Regions from separate parts of the Homo sapiens genome. Here region 1 is linked to region 2. A link is a loop called in an ENCODE intact Hi-C map of the cell type or tissue named here. Cell type or tissue: dorsolateral prefrontal cortex. All regions are shown on one strand. Each heading gives the region's core, and the rest is flanking DNA. Links, peaks and the distances in the headings are about the cores only.

Region 1 (2,906 bases), core at 207-2,706, 96 kb before region 2:
TCCACCCAGAGTGGTCTTTGCTTTGATCCCATGGGCTGGCAGAGGCAGCACAGGGCTGCATCCCAGGCTGCCGGCTCCCCGTGCTGCAAGCTGCTTCCTCCTGGCTCCACCACTAACCACCACAGCACCTGCTTCCTGGACAGCCTCACCTGTGATAGGTGAACCCTCAGATGAGACCAGGGCAGGAATAGCCTCCTCAAGGCCACCCCCAGGGCCCCAGGTGGCCCAGCCTCAGGGTCGAGCTGTTTTACACAGGCCAACTGGCATTTCTGTCTGTGACCTTGGTAATCCCAGCACCAGCTTTATGAGCATGGGCTTGGTTTTCTTTTGTTCATGAGAGGGTTTAGTACTGGAGCTTCTGGATTTCTGGGACAGTGGGGACCAGCAAGGACCTGTGAGATGATCTCATCCACAGATGAGGAAAGGAAAGCCCAGAGAGGGCCAGGACCTGCCCAAGGTCACACAGCAATGGGACAGCAGAAACGAAATGCAAGTCTGGTCTCCTGCCTCCCAGCCCAGCAGCTGGGACCAGCTCTCATCCTCAACAGCCCCTCCCTCCACACACCCTGGTCTCTGATTTTGTTCCTCTGAAATCACACCTCCCCCAGGAAAACTCTGGGTCTACCCACTCCTGTGCCCTGGGAGGTATAGCCCCACATTCTCCTTGAGAAGTATCTGTGTGTGTTGCTTGATAAAGGTTCAGCATCAATCCGCTTGCCAGCTAGAAGGAGAACACAGCTGGACTTTGAGACCTGGGTTCAAAGCCCCACATTGCTTTCTCTTGTCATGTGATGCTGGACAACAGAAGCCAGCCCTCTGAGCTTCAATTTTCTCATCTGTAAAATGGGCTGCTAAGACTCACCTAATGGTTCGTTGTAAGGATTAAATGAAGTGAAGTATGTGTATGAACAGCTAACACTGGCTAAGCACTTACAGCAGGGCAGATAAATGCATTATCTCATTACGTGTGACCCAGGTTTGGGGAAAAACTTTCCAGGACAGCACCTGACATACCCCCAAATGCCGTCTTCCCCAAATGAGCTCCCGGAAGTGGAGTCATCCTCTTCCCTTGGTCTCCCCTGCCCACGCTCACTGGGATGTGGTGTGTGGGTGGGTGCCTGGTGGTAAGCAGGGCACCACCGCAGAGCCAAGAAAAGGTTTCCCAAATTCCCCCACGTACTGGGTCCTGCAGTTTAACTGAACCACCAACGTTTTGCGCCTTTTTTCCTGCAACCCTGAACCTTGAATGCTCCTGTGCTGCCACCTACTGGCCAGGAAGATAAGAGCAAGCAGGGGCTCATGGAATTTGGGGATAATTATAATCAGTAATGATATTTAAAATATGTTTAATAAACTAGCAATCAGCAGAGTTCTGAAGCCCCTATTGGGCTCAAGGTTAACGCTTTAGAATCTGGGTTGTTAGAAGGGTGAGGTGCCCTGGAGGAGGTTATTTTGATATTTTATTGAATGAAATAGCCCAAAACAGCATCACTGAATGTCCTTAATGCCTAAAGACGGTCCATGCCCTGACACTTACCCCACCCCATAGAATCAGACCACCATGAATAAGTGTCCTCAGGCCCCCCGGTTCCTGGACTATTTGTACGCAAGATGAGGAGACTCCCCATATGGCCCCTCCCCACCCCCACCCCCAGGTCCAGACCCAGTCCTTGCCCCTGGAACGGGACCTGGAAGGGAAGCAGACAGCTGGGGCTGCTGCTGAGAGAACCTTGGGCTGCTAAAATCTGAGACGTTCTGAGTTTTTGTTTTTGTTTTGGTTTGGCTTGGTTTGGTTTGTTTTTTGAGACAGGATCTTGCTCTGTCACCAAGGCTGGTGTGCAGTGGCATGATCACAGCCCACTGCAGCCTCAACCTTCCAGGCTCAGGTGATCCTCCCACCTCAGCCTCCCCAGTAGCTGGAACTACAGGCATGCGCCACCATGCCCTGCTAATCTTTGTGTATTTTTTGTAGAGATCGGGTTTTGCCATGTTGCCCAGACTGGTCTCCTAGGCTCAAACAATCCTCCCGCCTTGGCCTCCCAAAGTGTTGGGATTACAGGTGTGAGCCACTGAGCCTGACCTGAGACCTTGTTCTGAGAAATGCCTTTAAGTAGTATTCCCCAGGCTCCCAAAGACTTGAATGGCAGCAAAGATTGGTGGGGTTTGGGGGATTGCAGTGAGGTCTGAATAATGGTGTTGGCAGAGCCTCCAGTGATCATCCAGAACTGAGGACAGAGAGGGAAAGCAGCCTGCCCAAGGTCAGACAGCAGACCCAGTGACAAGCCCAAGGCAACCGAGAACCTGGAAACTAATGCAGAAACCCTTCGTAAACAGGAGACGCTTTCTGGTTTGCCTTTCAGAGGCTGCTTCATGAAGCCCCCAAATTCCCCCACATACTGGGTCTTCTTAAAGCAGGAGGCCCCTGGGTCCAGAGAGAAAAGAACTCTGAGCAAAACCCTCAGTCCCTCGTCCAGCCTGGACCCAGGCTTGGCCCTGCCTGCAGTTCCTGACTTGACCCAGACACTGTAGTGAACTCAGGCAGGAGGGGCCACACCTGAGAACCCTCACCCATCACAGCCCAGGTTCTCTTCCCGGCTATCCCCCGGGACAGCCCCAGAGCATGAGCCAAGGGAGTCTGGTCTCCACCTACCTTGCTTAATCCTTAAAGCCAGTTGTGACACATTGAATAATGTCCTCCCCCAAAAATTTGGAACCTGTGATCATTACCTTCCATGAAAGGGAGCAAAGGAGAAAGGACTTTGCGGAAGTGACTAAGCGAAGGATCCTGAGATGGGGAGATAATCCTCTATCGTCCTAGCGGGCCCTAAACGCAAGCACATGGGCCCTTATGAGAGAGAGAGGGAGAGAGAGAGAGACAGAGACAGAGGAGAAGCTGGGCGCAGTGG
Region 2 (2,906 bases), core at 309-2,808:
CCTCCACATTTCTCTCAAAATCACCCCACTTCTAAAAAATACTGTTTATTTTTCTTTTAAATTTCAAATTATCTATACTCATTGAAATAAATCAAAATAGCATGGAATAAGCGAAAAAAATGGATCCCACCCTTCCCCACTCCCATTCCCTAGGGCTAACCATAGTTAACCATTTAATGACTAGGTTTTTTTGTTGTTGTTATTTTTTATTTATTTATTTTGAGACAGAGTCTTACTCTGTCACCCAGGCTGGAGTGCAGTGGTGTGATCTCGGCTCACTGCAACCTCTGCCTCCCAGGTTCAAGCATTCTCCTGCCTCTGCCTCCTGAGTAGCTGGGATTACAGGTGCCTGCCACCACACCTGGCTAATTTTTGTACTTTTGGTAGAGACAGGGTTTCTCAATGTTAGCCAGGCTGGTCTCGAACTCCTGGCCTCAAGTGATCTGCCCACCTTGGCCTTCCAAAATACTGGGATTAAGGTATGAGCCACCGCACCCAGCCCTCCTGGGCTCTTTTCCTTTAGTTGCACTCGCTCCCCGCTCCTGGAGTAGAGGGATTTCCGAGAGACTGTGGGCTCCAGCCTTCACCTAGGCCCAGGACTAGGATGCCTGCCCTAACATTTATCTTTATACCTTAAAGCAAAACAGCTGGACCATAAGCATTCAAGAACAAACTGTGAATAAGGAGAAAGTTCTCCCAGGAAACAAGAGCTTTAGTTCTGTTGGGCCAGCCCTTATATTCCTTAGCTGTTACCAGTCACTGCTTGATTTAATCTCGGCTATCACTTGGCCTGACAGGTCTGCTGCTGGTGCCAGGATGTCTGGGTTTTGAAGCCTGGCTCCATTACATACTTCCTGTGTGACCTTGGGCAACTTACTCAACCTGTCTGTTCCTCAGTTTCCCCAGCTGTATTATGTCAGCATAATAGTTTGTTGTGTGAATTAAATGAGGTAATAACTGGAAATGCTTCAAACATGGTTCCTATCATGAGAAATCCTGCTTTCCGCCTAAATGTGCTGGAAAATTCCTGGTGGTGCAGAACAGGAGACCAGAGCAAAGGAAAGACAGGGTGCAGAAGCCAAAAATTACCTTGGAGAACAAAGCGCATGTTAAGGTTATTTTTGGATTCTAGGTTTATCTCTGCTTGGTCTTCAGTTACCTGCAAGAGATCCATTTAGGGGATTTTTGTTTGTTTTTAACGATAGCTTTATTGAGATATAATTCATATGCCATAAAAGTCACTCTTTTAAAATGTTTCCGGTATATTCACAAGGCTGTGCAGCCTTCCCTGTCCTTGATTCCAGTCTGAGTTTTTAACTGAAGGGATAAGGAGGACCACGCTTTCCCCAGACCAGAACCGCGGGCCAGGGGGCGATTCTGCTGAGTCACCGCGGGCGCCTGGTGCGCGGCGGCGGAGCCCGGGACCTTCCTTGGCTGCCCCCTAGCGAGGGCCGCAGCGCAGCCTGAGACACCCGCCGGGGCCGCTCCACGGCCGTCGGATTTAGACTGGAAGCTCGGTCCAGGTCCCCAGCTTGATGCGCCCGCGGTGTAGGAGACCAGCCCGACTCGGGCTTCCCCTGAGCCCCTGGACTCTTGACTCCAGCAGGGCCTGGGTAATGAACGTCAGCTCCCCTTTCCCAAAGGGGTTGCTCTGTTGGGAAGGCACCCGTTTGATACAGTAGCATAGAGATGGGTTTTAGCATCAAAATATCAGAATTCAAGCCTTGCTCTCTGCTTACTAGCTGTGTGACCCTAAAAAGGTTTCTGAACGTCTCTGAGCTTCAGTTTCCTCATCATTCCTTCTCACGGGGTGGTTGTGAGCATTACAGAGATCCTCTCTGTGAAGCCCCTGTGAGTGGCTCATCCTGAGGGCTGAAATAAACATGTTATTAATAATCCAAAACTGGCAAGGGATGTTGACTGGTCCCCCTCCCTTGCCCAAGGAGCTTTCTAGAACCTGAGTTATCATTACCAAACTGTACTGCCTTGAGTAAGAAAGTTAGAAGGAATGGGAAGGATGGTGGCAGGTGGAGGAAGGCGGATTGGTCATCACCTCCTTGCAGCAAGAAACAGCCCCAGATCGTGGGAAACCTACAGACCTGCTAGACAGACTAGGAGCAAAAGCTGGGGCTTTAAGAATCCCCAGGGAGGTTCTCCTGAGAGAGTAGCCAGTTGGATTTTGTAAGCAGAGATTTGTTTGGGGAGGAGGTGACAACGTAGGGAGCAGAGGGGCAAAGCTGTCGGGAATCCTGCCTTGAGGGCAGGGATGTGTGTTGGGGGGAGTTGGGTCACTGGGGCTCGGTGGCCTTGGGCAAGTTTCTACCTCTCAGGTCCTTTACCCACCTAGGGTCGCCATCCTGCCCACCTCACAGGTTACAGTGAGCCTGGATGCACTGTCATGGGCAGGTGCCCAGGAAAATGGCAGACATGTTCCAAACAGCACGCAGCATTCCCCAGTGATGCCCAGGGTCACCTTGGAGGTGGGCGAGATGCCTGGGGTTTCTCGTCCACCCCACAACACCTCAGGGGACAGCCAAAGCTGTCCCTTCAGGTAAGCTGCACAGAAGATGTGAACTCTGCTGCAAAGACTCTATTCTTTGGGAGCAAAAGGGACCCAGGGTCTCACCTGCACATCCCTGTCCCTGAGGGCCTAGGGGTTCTTGGAGGCCCCAGCCTTGGCAAAATGAGGAAGAAGGTGAAGGTTGTCTGGGCCCCTGCCAGGCTCCTTCCTCGGCCACGCACTCCCCTTCCTGCACACACACCCTTCTCCCTCCACCCCATCTCCATTGTTGTCAGAAAAGTCACAATAAAAAGGTCCATATTGTCTAGTTCCCATACTTTTAATTTTTAAAATTTTATTTATTTATTTATTTATGTATTTTTTGAGACAGAGTCTTAACCCAGGC

The links. Hi-C counts contacts between places; a loop is a spot of excess contacts. Peaks named below come from ENCODE experiments on the same cell type or tissue, not always from the same donor. Only the 100,000 strongest peaks of a DNase experiment are listed, where the experiment ranks them.
Region 1: it touches region 2 in a loop (4-fold over the local background); 2 of 110 quality-filtered maps call a loop at or near these places.

Annotation. Positions count from the first base shown.
Region 1 is chr17:45,851,621-45,854,526 of GRCh38, forward strand. The region is part of intron 1 of MAPT-AS1 (MAPT antisense RNA 1); the gene reads right to left. Among named protein-coding and RNA genes, the nearest start is that of SPPL2C, 8.2 kb to the left of the region's middle. In dorsolateral prefrontal cortex, for the core only: a CTCF peak has its summit at 1,269 (motif pointing left); a DNase peak (open chromatin) is centred at 1,241.
Region 2 is chr17:45,947,804-45,950,709 of GRCh38, forward strand. The region is part of intron 1 of MAPT (microtubule associated protein tau); the gene reads left to right. Among named protein-coding and RNA genes, the nearest start is that of STH, 50 kb to the right of the region's middle. In dorsolateral prefrontal cortex, for the core only: CTCF peaks have their summits at 1,424 (motif pointing left) and 1,640; a DNase peak (open chromatin) is centred at 1,448; H3K4me3 peaks cover 1,160 bases; H3K27ac peaks cover 2,500 bases.